Linked DNA regions of Homo sapiens: region 1 is linked to region 2. A link is an interaction called in ENCODE POLR2A ChIA-PET data of the cell type or tissue named here. Cell type or tissue: Panc1. All regions are shown on one strand.

What was found. ChIA-PET counts read pairs that join two places held together with the same protein. Peaks named below come from ENCODE experiments on the same cell type or tissue, not always from the same donor. Only the 100,000 strongest peaks of a DNase experiment are listed, where the experiment ranks them.
Region 1: POLR2A ChIA-PET joins it to region 2 with 8 read pairs; 2 of 35 experiments call an interaction of 5 or more read pairs at or near these places.

What each region holds. Positions count from the first base shown.
Region 1 is chr12:52,622,322-52,630,321 of GRCh38, reverse strand. It overlaps a transcript of KRT73 not described here. Among named protein-coding and RNA genes, the nearest start is that of KRT73, 7.8 kb to the right of the region's middle. In Panc1, no CTCF peak of the experiment used is centred here; no DNase peak of the experiment used is centred here; H3K27me3 peaks cover 2,544 bases.
Region 2 is chr12:52,959,408-52,967,407 of GRCh38, reverse strand. No RefSeq gene overlaps it. Among named protein-coding and RNA genes, the nearest start is that of KRT18, 14 kb to the right of the region's middle. RefSeq lists an enhancer at 1,866-2,509. In Panc1, no CTCF peak of the experiment used is centred here; no DNase peak of the experiment used is centred here; H3K27ac peaks cover 4,841 bases.

The DNA.
Region 1 (8,000 bases), 340 kb after region 2:
GGGTGACCCAGAGGAGACAGGATAGGCAAGGGTCCTCACTGCACTCCGTCGTGGCAGGCACTCTGTCAACCTTCCCATCTGTATGATAGGCAATTGATTAACTCATTCATTCCTGAAATGTGCCTCAGGCTTCGTTCAGCAGTGCTGTCCAGTCAGGGCCTTTGACCAGGGTGCACGTGATGAGCACTGATCCTGGCCCTGTATGCTGCACTGCTTTACCCTCTAGACTTTCCCTCACTTGAACAAGAGGGAAAAGGGTGGGGATTTCCCTGCTGTTGAGAAAGGCTGGGAGACAAGTTATAGTTTTCCTTGGTTTCACCTGGTCCAGGCACGGCTGTATTGATCCCGGGCTTGGAAAGGGTGGAAGGCATACAGGTTGAGGGGCCTGGGAGAGTGTGAGTGTTTGTGCAAGTCTAGGAACAGTGGCCATGAGGCGACTGTGGGTTGGGAGGGTGAGCAAGGGGAACAGATTGAGAAGGGCTGCTCTTGTTACTCTATACAGGAGTTGATGCGATTCCCAGCTGAGATTGAATTATGAATTATGAAGCAGACTTGAGGTATCCTTTCCTCTGACGTTGTTCTCCTCTGAGCCCCGTGAGAGGATCTACTGATTATTCTGTTTTCATGCGAACAGGCAATCTAGAGAAGTCACCAACAACATGAACTGCTCTACATAGGTGGGGGTGGATTTGCTGTGCGGTCAGGATCCAACCTTCCCTTTTCCTGAGAGTAAAAGGAAGGAGCCTTTGGCCAGGCAGCTGGGGCCCTGGGGCCCTGAACTTGCTCTGTAGGCATTGGCTGTGTGGCCTTGGGCAGGTCACTATTTGTCCGTGGCCCTGTGGAGGTTCCTCCTCCACAGTATAGGAGCTGCAGGGTTCCTCTTCCGTGTAGAAACTCACGCTGCATCCACGTGGGGGAAGGGGAGACCCTGCCTTCAGGGCCCTTGCTGCCTGTGGTGGACACATGGCCCAGACAGTGGGTGGTGTGGGAGCCCTGGCCACTGTTCCTTCATGGGACACTTCAAGAAGGTGCCCCTCAATGCTGTGTGAGATGGATATTCAGGGATGTAGAAGGGGTGTGGGGGTGCACAGAGCTGTCTCCCCACAGCTGTGGTGTCAAGCACTGTTTCAGCTCTCAGGCCACTGTGTCTGGCTTTTGCTCAGGGAACAGAGACTTCCTGAGAGGGGGCACCATCCCCTGAGGATCTGGTGCAGCATCCAGGTTCGTGTCCAGGGCTGCCAGGTCCTTGGGGGCCAGCTGGAGGGTCCAGACCTCAAGCTAGGAATCCTGCACATGCTGGTCCTGACTTGGGAGATGAGGAGTCAAGTTTAATGAGAGTCCAGGTCTCCAACTCAGGGCACAGAAACCTGTGGGTCTCCCTCCCAGAGGCAAAGGCCAATCTTCTGGCCCTGCTCTCTCCTGGTATCTGTCTGCCTGAGCACGCATACCTGCTCTGGCTCTACCCCCACCTTTTTGTCTTCTATGGCAATGTGGAGATGGGCTTTTGGGTCAAAACAAATTCTTTTTCTTTTCTCCCTCATGCATCCAAATGCCAGGCCCCAGAAGAAAGCCCCTCTCAGTGGGCCTTTGGTGTCAGTCACCTTCTCCCTTGTCTCTCCCTGCAGGCTCGTAGTGCTCTTAGCCCACACTGTCTCCTTCTGTGATGCAGAAGCAAGAGCTCTTCTCCTATCTCTGGTACTGAAGTAAGGGCATGCATAAACACCTTTTGAAACATGATTACTATCAATTCTCAGTTATCCACCTTAGTGGATGTCAGCCATGGTACTGATTATCTGCAACCATGTTTAGCAAGAAGTTGTTTTTGTTTCATTTTACAAGGCCTCCTATGACCTATTCTAAGGCAGAGGGACTCTCTGCCTTCCACGGATTCGTAGACCCTGGGTGGCCACAAAAGGGAGGAGGAGAGAGGAAGATCTATGGGGACTGGGAGGGTGAAAGTGTGCCAGCCCGGCCCCACCCCATTCCCTGAGAAAGCCAGGTGGATTATCCACCTGGAGAGCAACCTGAGGGTGGGCTGGGTTCAGGTGTCTCCCCTTCTGCCGGAATGAGTATAAAAACATAGCAGAAGCAAATCCATCATAAGGGCCATACTTCAGGCAGAGTCTAGTTTGAAATGATGTCCAGTGTGACCTGCTGGGCTATGAGGGGTGTGACTAGAGCCCTGGAGCCCTCCAGTTTATGAAGGAGATCTTGCATCCTGTGTTTTGTTTAAAGGGTTGCCCACTCCCACCTTACCCTCTCTCCCACACCTCTCCAATAAACTTCATGGGGAATTTATTCTGTTTGGAAACTTTAAAAATATTCACTAATAAGATCTTCCCTGAGTATTGTTCACTACCCCCAGATTGCCATCCTGCAAGGCACACATGTGCACATGTGCACACACACACACACACATGTTCATTCTGTTCTATCCTTGCTTGGCTGTCTGTGCTGACAGGAGGGAACACTGGAAGGGGTGCTATTCCTGTTTGGCTTTGGAAGGTTGGCACAAAGGACCCTTGTTTCCTCTCTCTATTAGGAAAACTCAGCTTCCGTTTTTACAGCAATAACTTCAGGCCTTGAGCCTTGTTTGGTGGCCAAGCTGGTGTTATTATTGGCTAATTGCAGGGTAATAGTGTTGCTATCATTATTGCTAGGAGGACTATTATCAGGTAACTAAATGGCCAGAGGGTGTGGAGTGGGAAAAGCAGCCTGGGGGCTTGGGTCACAAGGGCAACTCTCCTGTTTCGTCTCCTGCTTTGCTCAGAAGGCAGTTTCCAGTCCAGCACTGCACTTGGAGTCCAGAGGTGTTGTATTGGAAGGCAGGTCTTGTCAAAAGTTCCCTGCTGTGAGCTCTGTTTTGAGCAGCAAGGGGAGGAAGATAGCCAGGGATAATGGTGCACAGGTCCTGCCTTTGAGCCACTCCTACACTTCTGAAGAGGCAGCATGCATTCATTCAACAACCATTTATGTGCCAGATTGTTCTCAACACTAATACAAAAGGGTGATCAAGACTTCTGGCTACTGGGAAGCAGGTAAGTGAAGGTGCACAGTATAGTGAGACAGATGCTATCTTGGGAAGAGCATCTCAGGAACAAGAGACCCAGATTAGGAGGATAAGGGAGACTTCCTTGATGAAGATTTCTCAAAGCTGAAACCTGAAACCTGAAAGATGAAGAGTTAGCCAAGGGGAAGGGAGTGTTTAAGTAGAGGTGCTGTATCTACTGTGAACAGAGCAGTGCTGGGCACATAAGTAGGTGCACCATAAATGGTTGAAATGGTCAAATGAAAGAAAAGGAGATTGACAAGAGCATAAGAAACTGCAGTCTGGTGGAGCTTGCAGAGAGATGTGGCAGGACAGGTGGGTGGGGCAAGATCAGGACAAGAGAGCCCTTCCGGGTAGAGTGGCCACCTTGTTCCTGTTTGCCTGGAACTTTCCTAGTTTTAAAACTGAAAGTCCTACATCCTGAGAACCCAATAAGCCCAGGCAAATGGAAAATGTTGGTCATCCTATGGCTGCGTTGCCTTCCCAGATTTGGACTCCATGCTGCAGCTTTGAGCAGTGGACTATTAGACACAATGGCAAGAATGCTTGCTTACCTAGCAGGCAGAGCATAGCTGAGCCTGCTGGGTGCCTCCCCACCCCGCCCCTTATCCTTTCTCCTTTCACAGAAGTAGAAATTTAGATGAGCACATGGCCAGCCACCCAAAGATGACATTTCCCAGCCTCCCTTGAAAATAACTATGGCCATGAAACTAAGCTCTGGTCAGAGGGATACGAGTTGTGGTATCTTGCTCCTGATTGTGCTGTTAAAAGGCACAACTCCTGAGAGTGGGTTCAGGCTCTGATGAAAACAATATGAGGAAGTTTAAGAAACTCTCCAAGCTCAAGACCTGACCCAGACCTTTTCAATAAGAATCTCAGGGTCAGGGAAAGTAGGGATTTTAGAAAGATCTCAGGCAGTAGTGGTTAAAAGGATGGACTCTGCAGTGGGCTGCCTGGCTTCCAGTCCTGGTTCTAGCTATGTGACCTTGTGCAAGTAACTTAACCTTCTGTGCTTCAGTTTTCTTATCCATAAACTGTGTGTTAACTGAACCTTCTTGATGGGGTTATTTTGAAGATTAGTGTGCTCAGAACAGTACCTGTCATATACATGCTTAATTTATTAATGTGCTCAGTAAACATTGCAAGATGTACTATCGCATATCACAACCAGGATATTGACATTTATACAATTAAGATACAGAACTTTACCATCATCACAAATTTCCCTCATGTTGTCCTCATTTGGACACACCCACTTCTCTCCTGTGACACTGTTTAACCCCCAAGCAATTACTAATCTGTTCCCCATTTCTGTATTTCAAGAATGTTATATAAATGGAATCTTTTTGAGAGTATTACATAAATGGAATCATACAATATACAAATCATACAATCCCTGAGGATTTTTTTTTTTACTCAGTATAATTCTTTAGAGATTCACATGGGTCATTGCATGTAGTGATAGTTTATTTCTTTTCATTGCTGAGTAGTACTCTATGACATGAATGTACCACGGTTTGCCACCCATTGAAGGGCACCTGGATTGTTTGCATTTTTTGGCTATTACAAATAAAGCTGCTATAAATGTTTGCATACAGGTTTTTGTGTGAACATAGATTTCATTTCTCTGGGATAAATGATCAGGTTTGTAATTGCTGGGATGTATGAGAGTTGCTTGTTTGGTTCTTTAAAAACTGCTAAACTGTTTTCCAGAGTGGCTGTGCCATTTTACATTCTCATTAGCAATATATGAGTGCTCTAGTTTCTCTGGGTCCTTGCCAGCATGTAGTGTTGCCACTAAGTCTTATTTAAGCCATTCTGATAGGTGTTGAGTAATATCTCATTGTGGCTTAAATTTGTATTTCTCTAATGTTGAATTTCATTTTGTGTGCTTATTTGCCATCGGTATGAACTATTCAGTGAAAGTCTTGTGATGTTTTTGCCCATTTTCTAATGCAATTGCTTGTTCTTTTGTTGTTGAGTTCTGAGAGTTCATTATGTATTCTAGATCCTAGTCCTATGCTGAATATGTGGTCTGCAAATAATTTTTCCTAGTCCATTGCTTGTCTTCTCATCCTCCTTAACAAGGTCTTTTGCAGTACAAAGTTTTTAATTTTGATGAAGTCCAGTAGATTTTTCCTTATATGGATTATGCTTTTGATGTCAAATCTAACACCTCTTTACCTACCCTTTATCTTGAGGATTTCCCCTATTGTTTTTCTAAAAGTTCTATAGTTTTACATTTTATAGTCAATTAAGTCTGTGATCTATTTTGAGTTAATTTTTGTGCAAAATATGAAACTTAAATCAAGATTTTTTGTTTTATTTTTGTTTTGCCTATTTGTATATAATTACTTCAGCATCATTTGTTGAAAAGGCTAACTTTCTTCCACTGAATTATTTTTGACTCTGTCAGAAACTAGTTGAGGTCCAATTTATCTATTTTTTTTTTTTGTTTTGTTGTCGCTTGTGCTTTTTGTTTCTGTTATGGGTTGAATTGCATTCTCCAAAAAAGATATGTTAAAGTCCTAACTCCCATTACCTCCAAATGTGAATGTATTTGCAAATAATGTGCTTTAAAAATTTTCTTTTGAGACTTCCTCTTCAACCCATGAGTTATTTAGATGTATATTGTTTAGTTAATAAGTGTTTGGATAGATCCTGTTATCTTTCCTTTGTTTACATTCAGTTTATTTATTTTGGCTAGAGAACATACTCTGTATGGTTTAAGTTATTTACAACTTGTTGAGGTTTATTTTATATCCCAGAGTATGGCCTATCTTGGTATATGTCCTGTGGGCACTTGAATAGAATATTTATTCTGCTTTTGTTAGGTAGAATGTTTATAAATATCAATTAGATCCTGTTGGTTGATGGTACTGTTAAGTTCTTTTATATCCTTGATAATATTCTTGCTAATTGTTCTATTGACTGTGAGAAAGGAATATTGGAGTCCTTAACTATAATTGTGGATTTGTCTATCTAATATTTTAGTTCCATCAGTCTTTCATTCACATATTTTGCAACTCTTTTGTTTGGTGTATAAACATTAGGAATGTCTTCTTACTAAATCACTATTTCTTCTTGGTGAATTGGTCTTTTTAAATTATACACTGTCTCTCTCTGTCTCATAATTTTTTTGCTTTGAAGTATACTTTATCTGATGTTAATCTAGACACTTATAGTTGAGATAAGTTTTTGGAGATAGCATATAGTTGGTTCATGTTTTAAAATATACTCCGCCAATCTCTGTCTTTTAATTGGTACATTTAGGCCATTTATATTTAACATAATTATTGATATATTAGGGCTTAAGCTGCCATTTAAATTTTTGTTTTCTAATTGTTCTCTTTTTTCTATTTATGTTTTTCTCCTACTGTCCTGTTGGTTACTTGAACATTTTTAAGAATCCATTTTGATTTATGTATTGTGTCTTTTAGTAAACGTTTTTGTATAGCATTTTTAGTGCTGCTGAGTATTTTATTATATATACATAACTTATCACAGTCTATTGCTATCATTATTTTATCAGTTGAAGAATCCTTACCTCTTTATATTCCTTTACCGTCTCTCATTTATAATATAATTTCTTAAATATTTCATCTAAATACATTTAGAATCACATCAGACAGTGTTAGAATTTTTGCCTCAACCATTGAACATAATTTATAGGAAATTCAAGAGAAGGAAAGTCTATTGTATTAACTTATTTTTTAAAAATTATCATGTTTTTTCCTCCTTCCTAATGTTTCAAGTTGTCTTCTTTTATCATTTTCTTTCTGTTTAGAGAACTTACTTTAGCCATTCTTTTAGGGTAGGCCTGCTGGAAACACATTCTTAGTTTTTCTTCATCTGAGAATGTTTTCATTTTGTCTTCATTCCTGAAGGATATTTTTACTGGGCACTGAATTCTGCATCAACAGTTCTTTGCTTTCAGCACTTGAAAACTATGCCACTCCCTGCTAGCCTCCATAGTTTATGATGAGAAATCTTCTGTCCTTCAAATTGTTTTTTCCCTAAAGGTAAAGCATTGTTTCTCTTTAGCTGCTTTCAGGTTTTTATTTGTAGTTTTCAGAATTCTGACTATAATATGTCTAGGTATGAATTTCTTTGGGTTTATTCTGTTTAGGGTTTGCTCAGCTTCCTGAATCTGTGGGTTTACGTCTTTTGCCAAATTTGGGGAATTTTTATTCCTTATTTCTTTGAGTTATTTTTCAGCAATACTTCTTTTCCTTTCCTTCTGAACCCCAGTGACTTGACTGTTAGATCTTTTGTTAGAGTCTCCCTGATCCTGAGACTTGGTTCATTTTATTCTTCTTCAGTCTGTTGTTCAGTTCTCTTTATTATTCAGATTGGGTAATTTTTATTGTCCTCTCTTCCAGTTCACTGATTCTTTCCTCTGGCCTTTTATTCTCCTGTTACGTGTATCCATTGAGTTTTTTATTTTGATTATTATATTTCTTAGTTCTAAAACTTCCATTTAAAGATCCAGAAGCTGATGGATGTGGGTCTGATCGCAATTCAGTGATGACTTGTTCATCCTCCACTTCCCTTCGCCCTCGTGTGGAAAGAGGAGCTGGGACTGTGGCAGGCAGCAAGGAGCGGAAGGGAGAGAAATGGGATAGAAGGCCTCATTTCTATATATTTATACACAACCCCAGGGAAGGCACAGAGACTTGTACTTGCACTGTTCATGCTGTCACTGCCTCTGGGCCCTCCCAGCACACGTGTGGTCTCTTCACCACTGCCCTCCAGTTCCGTGTCTCCTTCTTCTGCCCCCAGTTGCTGTCTCAGCTGCTCTCCCAGAGTTGGTTATTTTTAGTTTGGGGCAGTAGGCATATATGGGGAGGAGAGGGGGTTCTTCCCAGACTCACATCCCAGATGTTTATTCCATGTCCTCTTCTCCAATAAAACAAGCAAGTTGGGGATGTTTATAAAAAAATAAAAAATA
Region 2 (8,000 bases):
GGATTCCTACTGGGAGAGGCCAAACTTGAACCATCTGTTTATTTATTTTATTTTATTTATTTATTTTTTTGAGAATGGAGTTTCACTCTTGTCACCCAGGCTGGAGTGCAATGGCACAAACTTGGCTCACTGCAACCTCCGCCTCCCGGGTTCAGGTGATTCTTTTGCCTCAGCCTCCCAAGTAGCTAGGATTACAGGCATGCACCACCACGCCTGGCTAATTTTGTATTTTTAGTAGAGACGGGGTTTCTCTATGTTGGTCAGGCTGGTCTCGAACTCTTGACCTCAGGTGATCCACCCACCTCGGCCTCCCAAAGTGCTGGGATCAGAGGTGTGAGCCACCACACCGAGCTGGTAAGTATATTTTTATTTTTATTACTATTTTTTTTGAGACAGAGTCTTGCTCTGTTGCCCAAGGCTGGAGTGCAATGGCAAGATTTCAGCTCACTGCAAACTCCGCCTCCCAGGTTCAAGCAATTCTTCTGCCTCAACCTCCCAAGTAGCTGGGAATACAGGCGCATGCCACCACGCCTGGCTATTTTTTTTTTTTTTTTGTATTTTTAGTAGAGACAGGGTTTCACCATATTGGCCAGGCTGGTCTTGAACTCGTGACCTCGTGATCCGCCCGCCTCAGCCTCCCAAAGTGTTGGGATTACAGGCGTGAGCCACCGCGCTGGGAGGTGTATTTTTAAACTTAGAAAAAACGGCCCAACTGTTTTCCAAAGTAGTTGTACACGTTTTGTATTCCCACCAGCAACATATGAGGGTTTCATTGCTCTGCATTCTACTTATTTATTTATTTATCTTTGTGACAAGATCTCACTCTGTCACCCAGGCTGGAGTGCAGTGGTGCAAACATGGGTCACTGCAGCCTCAACCTCTGGGGCTCAGGCAATCCTCCCGTCTGGGCCCCTTGTGTAGCTGGGACCAAAGGCACACGCGACCACGCCAGGTGAATTTTAAAATTTTTTGTAGAGATGGAGTCTTACTTTGTTGCCCAGCCTGTTTTTCAACCCCTGGTCTCAAGCAGTCCTCCTGCCTCAGCCTCCCGAGTTGCTGGGATAACAGGTGCGCACCACCAAGGCAGGCTAATTTTTTTAAATTTTTAAATTTAATTTAATTAATTTGGTTATTTATTTTGAGACGGAATCTCGCTCTGTCGCCCAGGCTGGAGTGCAGTGGCGAGATCTCGGCTCACTGCAAGCTCCGCCTCCCGGGTTCACGCCATTCTCCTGCCTCAGCCTCCTGAGTAGCTGGGACTACAGGCGCCTACCACCACGCCCGGCTAATTTTTTATATTTTTAGTAGAGACGGGGCTTCACCGTGTTAGCCAGGATGGTCTCGATATCCTGACCTCGTGATCCGCCCACCTCGGCCTCCCAAAGTGCTGGGATTACAGGCGTGAGCCACTGCGCCCGGCCAAGGCAGGCTAATTTTTTATTATTCATATATTTATTTTGGGAGGAAGGTTGTTTTTTAATACTCAAATATTACCCCAAACGTGCACACATACACCCCTTGGTTTTTCCCCTTGAGGTTTATGATATTTAGAAAAGAACTCCCCCACCCTCTTAGGAGACGAGGGAGGTTGCAGGTGCCCCAGAACTCTCGGTGGGCTCTCCCAGGAGTCCCAGGACAAGCCGAAAACCAGGAGACTCTTGCAGTCAGGGGGCAACTGGGGAAGCGGCGGCGTGGGGCACAGGAGCGGTGCCCTGGGACCGGCGGGACGGCCCTGAGACCCCGGGGCTGGGAAGCAGCCGCAGCTGCCGAGCCGGGGACACCCAGGCACCACCCAATGGGAGCGCGCGGGAGCGAGGCAGGGGCAGCAGCGGAGAGAAAGGAGGGTATGGGCAGGATAGCGGCTTCCCAGAGCCGGGGAGCAGCTCCCTAACCTCACTGCGAGATCTTTAAGGAGGAGGGTTCCGCTTGCCCGCCCTCGGATCCTCCCTCGAGTAGAGTCCACCTCCTCCCCTCTCCTCCTCGGTCCCGGGCTTTGGCGCCTTCCCCCAGTCCCTCTCTGTCCCCCATCCTGTTCCGTCTTGGCAGTGGCTTTAAGGGGAATCCCACCCCGACGTAAAGGGGCTTTGTCCCCCAGCTCTCCTCGCCCCTTAGCCCCGCCTAGCCAGGAGTCAGGCCTCAGAGGGTCTGGTGGCTGGGAGGAGGGCGCTCCAGGGGCCAGGGGCTCGCGGAGGCCACTCGTGAGGGAGGACCAGCCTATGGACCTACGTGTGGCCGAGATCAGCGCGACTGAGATGCGGACAGAGAGTGAGACTCTCCAGGCTCAAATCCCTGGCAAGCCACTGGCGAACTGGCGTTCCTGGGCAAGTCCCTTAACCTCTCAGCTCCTTCATTTCCTCGCTCCTAAAATAGGGCTAAAGAGAGTGCATTCTTGGGATTGTTGGGAGGATTAAATGAATTAATATATGTCAAGCTTTTAGGACCCTATCTGGCCCAGGGTAAGTGCTACATAAGGTTTGATATTATTGTAAGCTGAGCACAGAATTCCAGTGTCCTCTTCCCAGGTGCCACGACTGCCCCTGCCCCTTCCTTCTCTGAAGGCCTGTCCCAATCTGGTTATGCTCACCAGAGATGAGAAGGGTCGTGCACAGACACTCACTCCCAGCTCCACCCAGTCCCTGGCCCTGGCCTGCGGCCTCTCTCCACTCCCAGCCCTTGGGGAAGCCCCAGCAACTCTTGATGAAGGAAGATGAAGTCAGCAACATTCCCATTGCACGTGGTCTGGGTCACCCACCAGAGTGAGAAAAGCTGAGAAGCTCTACACTCTGAATCCTTGTCCCAGCCCTGTCACTATCTCTGTGACCTTGAGTCAGTCACCCTCTGGGCCTCAGTTTTTTTATGAGTAAAATAAATTTATTCATTCAAAAATATTTTTACGGGTACATAATAGTTGTACATAAAAGATACTCTTGGCCAGGCGCAGTGGCTCACGCCTGTAATCCCAACACTAAAAAATTAGCCAGGCGTGGTGGTGCATGCCTGTAATCCCAGCTACTCGGGAGGCTGAGGTGGGAGAATTGCCTGAACATGGGAGGCAGAGGTTGCAGTGAGCCGAGACCATGCCACTGTACTCCAGCCTGGGTGACAGAGCGAGACTCTGTCTCAAACAAACAAACAAAAAACAACCACTTACCACATGGCCCAGCATCTCACTCCTAGGTACCCAAGAGAAATGAAAACTACTCAAGAAAAATGAAATGAAAACGCAAAAATCCATACATTGAGTGTTTATGGCAACTTTATTCATAAATACCTCAAATCGGAAACAGTCTAAACATTTTTCAGCTGGTGAATAGATAAACAGATGGCAGTGCATGCACACAATGGAATATAACTCAACAAAAAAAGGAACTACTGTTACATGCAACAACACAGATGAATCTTTGTTTATTTATTTATTTACTTTTGGAGACAGGGTCTCGCTCTGTCACCCAGGCTGGAGTGCAGTGGCACCATCTCCACTCACTGCAACCTCTGCCTCCCAGGTTCAAGCGATTCTCGTGCCTCAGCCTCCCGAGTAGCTGAAATTACAGGGGTGCATCACCTCTCCCGGCTCATTTATTGTATTCTTAGGAGAGACGGGGTTTTGCCATGTTGGCCAGGCTGGTCTCGAACTGCCCTCCAGTGATCCGCTTGCCTCGGCCACCCAAATTCCTGGGCCAAGTTAAATGAATTTTTTTTTTTTTTTTTTGAGACGGAGTCTCTGTCTGTTGCTCAGACTGGAGTGCAATGGTGTGATCTCATCTCACTCTAACCTCCACCTCCTGGGTTCAAGCGATTCTCCTGCCTCAGCTTCTTAAGTAGCTGGGATTATAGGTGTGCACCACCACGCCTGGCTAATTTTTGTATTTTTAGTAGAGATGGGGTTTCACTATGTTGGCCAGGCTGGTCTCGAACTCCTGACCTCGTGATCTGCCCACCTTGGTCTCCCAAAGTGCTGGGATTACAGGCATGAGCCACCTTACCTGGCCATTTTTTTCTTGTTTATTTATTTATTTATCTTTTTGAGACAGAGTCTCACTCTGTTGCCCAGGCTGGAGTGCAGTGGCACGATCTCAGCTCACTGAAACCTCTGCCTCCCGGGTTCAAGTGATCCTCCTGCCTCAGCTTCCTGAGTAGCTGGAACTACAAGCATGCGCCACCATACCCAGCTAATTTTTGTATTTTTAGTAGAGACGGGGTTTCACCATGTTGGCCAGGCTGGTCTCAAACTCTTGACCTGGTGATCCGCCCACCTCAGCCTCCCAAAGTGCTGGGATTACAGATGTGAGCCACCACGCTCGGCCTTTTTTTTTTTTTTTTTTTTTTTTTTAATTCTTTAAGCTCACCAGTGCAGTTAAGCAGGCAGACCACACCAGGGCCTTTGATTTCCTTTCCCCACCATAACGATTTAATCTCAACAGTGTGTAGCCTGCCAAAGCCTTACCTTCAATAGGCCAGTCATTCCTGGTGATCCCAGGTAGTAAATTAATTTATTCATTTTGTCATTACATGTGATAACTGAGACTTCAGATATCCACTCTCAGATCCCTTCCTTGAAGGTATCATCCTGAATTCTAGTTGCAGGAAATAAACTACTCTAGCTGGTGGGGATCCTGAAGCTGACTGAACCCATGAACACAAATTGCAGCTGTGATCCATGGATCAGGAAACCACTACTGCTCCTTGTGGTTCAACTGTCTCACAATACTCAATACCTACAAAGCAAATGACTGGACACTGGACACTGCTCCAGAAAAATCCCACAGCCTCATGACCAGACGTGCTAGCAGGAACAATCAAAGCAGCAGAGGAGGGTCTTCACCTCACTTCCACTTTCCGAATCGTATTCATCTGCATCTAATTAGTGCGACATAATTCACTTCCTAGCTGCAAGGACATCTGGGAAATGCACTTTTTAGCTCTTTGGTTTCTGAAGCAGAAAGGTACCAATTTGGAATGGAGCTGAATGCCAATCCATTCCAACTACTGCCTTTGGATTTTGCAGCCAGACTGCCTGGGTTTGAATTCTGGCTTTGCCATTTATTTAGCTGTGAGACCTTAAGGAAGGTAGTTTACCTTTCTGAGCCTCAGTTTCTTCACCTGTAAAATGAGGATTGTAATACTATCCGTCTCATAGGGTTGTTGTTAGGATTAAGTGAATTAATATATGTAATGTGCTTAGCACAGTGCCTGACACATAGAAAGTGCTCAGTAAATACTGGTTACTGGCCAGGCGCGGTGGCTCATGCCTGTAATCCCAGCACTTTGGGAGGCCAAGGTGGGTGGATCACCTGAGGTCAGGAGTTTGAGACTAGCTTGGCCAACATGGTGAAACCCCATCTCTACTAAAAATACAAAAATTAGCCAGGCATGGTGGTGCACGCCTGTAATCCCAGCTACTTGGGAGGCTGAAGCAGGAGAATCACTTGAACCTGGGAGGCAGAGGTTGCAGTGAGCTGAGTTCGTGCCATTGCACTCTAGCCTGGGTGACAAGAGTGAAACTCTGTCCCCCCCAAAAAAAACCAAATACTGGTTATTATGGTAATTGCCATTGTTATATGACCAATCCAGGATGACACCAGGATGAAGAAAACAGGGTAGGCTGGGTGCGGTGGCTCACGCCTGGAATCCCAGGACTTTCAGAGGCTGAGGTGGGCAGATCACCTGAGGTCAGTAGTTTGAGACCAGCCTGGCCAACATGGTGAACCCCCCATCTCTACTAAACATACAAAAATGGTTGGGTGTGGTGGCGCATGCCTGTAGTCCCAGCTACTTGGGAGGCTGAGGCAGGGGAATCACTTGAACCCAGCAGGTGGAGGTTGCAGTGAGCTGAGATCACGCCATTGCACTCCAGCCTTGGCAACAAGAGTGAAACTGTCTCAAAACAAAACAAAACAAACAAACAAAAAACAATAACACAAACCAAAGAAACAAAAAAATAGGGTACCTGTCTTCAAGGCATTTCCAGTCTCATGGGGAAGATGACATAAATAGCTAAGTATGCCACATGATGAAATGAAACAAAGGCAGTTGGAAAATATAGCACGGTTCTGAAGCTCAAGAGAGGCTAGGGCTGGAGGTAAATATTGAGATACCAGCTCAGAGGTAGCAACAGAGTCAGGGAATAAAAATAAGATTGTCCATGGCCAGGCACGGTGGCTCACACTTGTAGTCCCAGCACTTTGGGAGGCTGAGGTGGGTGGATCACTTGAGGTCAAGAGTCCAAGACCAGCCTGGCCAACATGGTGAATCCCCATCTCTACTAAAAATACAGAAAATTAGCTGCCTGGTGGTGGGTACCTGTAATGCCAGCTGCTTGGGAGGCTGAGGTAGAAGAATCGCTTGAACCCCAAAGGTGGAGGTTGCAGTGAGCCAAGATTGTGCCACTGCACTCCAGCCTGGGCGACAGAGTTAGACTCCATCTCCAAAAAAAAAAAAAAAAGGCCCAAGAAGAGAAAAAGCTGAGGACAGCCTGCAAGGCCTGTGTTTAAAGGGCAGATGGATGAAGTGCAGCAGGCAGAGGTGAGAGGACTGCGGAGCGCAGTGGTGTGCAGGTCAAGAGCAGAAGGACATCAGGGTCAAGTGCTGCAGAGGCTGAAAAAGATGAGGAGAGAGGGGAGGCTGCTGGACTTAGACTGGTGGCCTGTGAGGGCCTTCAGTGGCAGGGTGCAGGGGGGATGAGGAGGAGCTTTGGGGCAAGGTACGTTGGCAGTCGACCCTTTCCCAATGCCCTGTGGGCCCCAAGGAGACCTAAGGGTACATACAAGGGCAAACCTGAATGTGCAGGTCGGGGGCTGAGAGATGCTGCTCATACACCCAGGACCCATCCTCGCTGCTGATCCCCAAGATATGCCAGGCTAGGTCCCTCATCTCCTTCAGTCTTGGCCCAATGTCACTTCCTGCCCAGGCTGCCCTACTTAAAACTGCAATCTGCTGGCCAGGCGTGGTGGCTCACGCCTATAATCCCAGCACTTTGGGAGGCTGAGGCAGGTGGATCACCTGAGGTTGGGATTTTGACACCAGCCTGATCAACATGGAGAAACCCCCATCTCTACTAAAAATACAAAATTAGCCTGGCATGGTGGCGCATGCCTGTAATCCCAGCTACTCGGGAGGCTGAGACATGAGAATCTCTTGAACCCGGGAGGCGGAGGTTGCAGTGAGCTGAGATTGAGCCATCGCACTCCAGCCTGGGCAACAAGAATGAAACTCCATCTCAAAAGAAAAACAAAAACAAAAAATCCTGCAATCTGCTGCCCCCTTCCTATGGTAGGCTGAATAATGGTCCCCTCCCATCCCAAGATGTCCATATCCTAACCGCCCCTCTTTGCCTGTGAGTTTCCTTACACAGCAACAGGGACCTTGCCATGTAAATCAAAGATCTTAAGTTGGGGAGATTATGCTCATTGTCTGGGTAAATCTAATGTCATCAAAGGATCCTTATAAGAAGGAGGCAGAAGGGTCAGAGAAAGGAGATGTGAGGATAATGGAAGCAGAAGTCAGGAGAGAGGGAAGTGGGGAGAGATTTGAAGATGCTGGCTTTAAAGATGGCAGATGGGACCAAGTCAAGGAATGCAGGTGACCTCTAGAAGCTGGAAAAGTCAAGGAAACCAGTTCCACCTACAACCTGTAGAAGGAAAATAGCTCTGCAGAAGCCCTGATAGGGCTTCTGATATACCAAACGGTAAGATAACAAACTGTAAGATAACGTGTACATTGTTTTTGTTGTTGTTGTTGTTGTTGTTGTTGTTTTTTGAGTCTCGCTCTGTCGCCCAGGCTGGGGTGCAGTGGTGCAATCTCCGCTCACTGCAAGCTCCGCCTCCCAGGTTCACTCCATTCTCCTGCCTCAGCCTCCTGAGTAGCTGGGACTACAGGCGCCCGCCACCACGCCCGGCTAATTTTTTTGTATTTTTAGTAGAGATGGGGTTTCACTGTGTTAGACAGGATGGTCTCGATCTCCTGACCTTGTGATCCTCCCACCTCAGCCTCCCAAAGTGCTG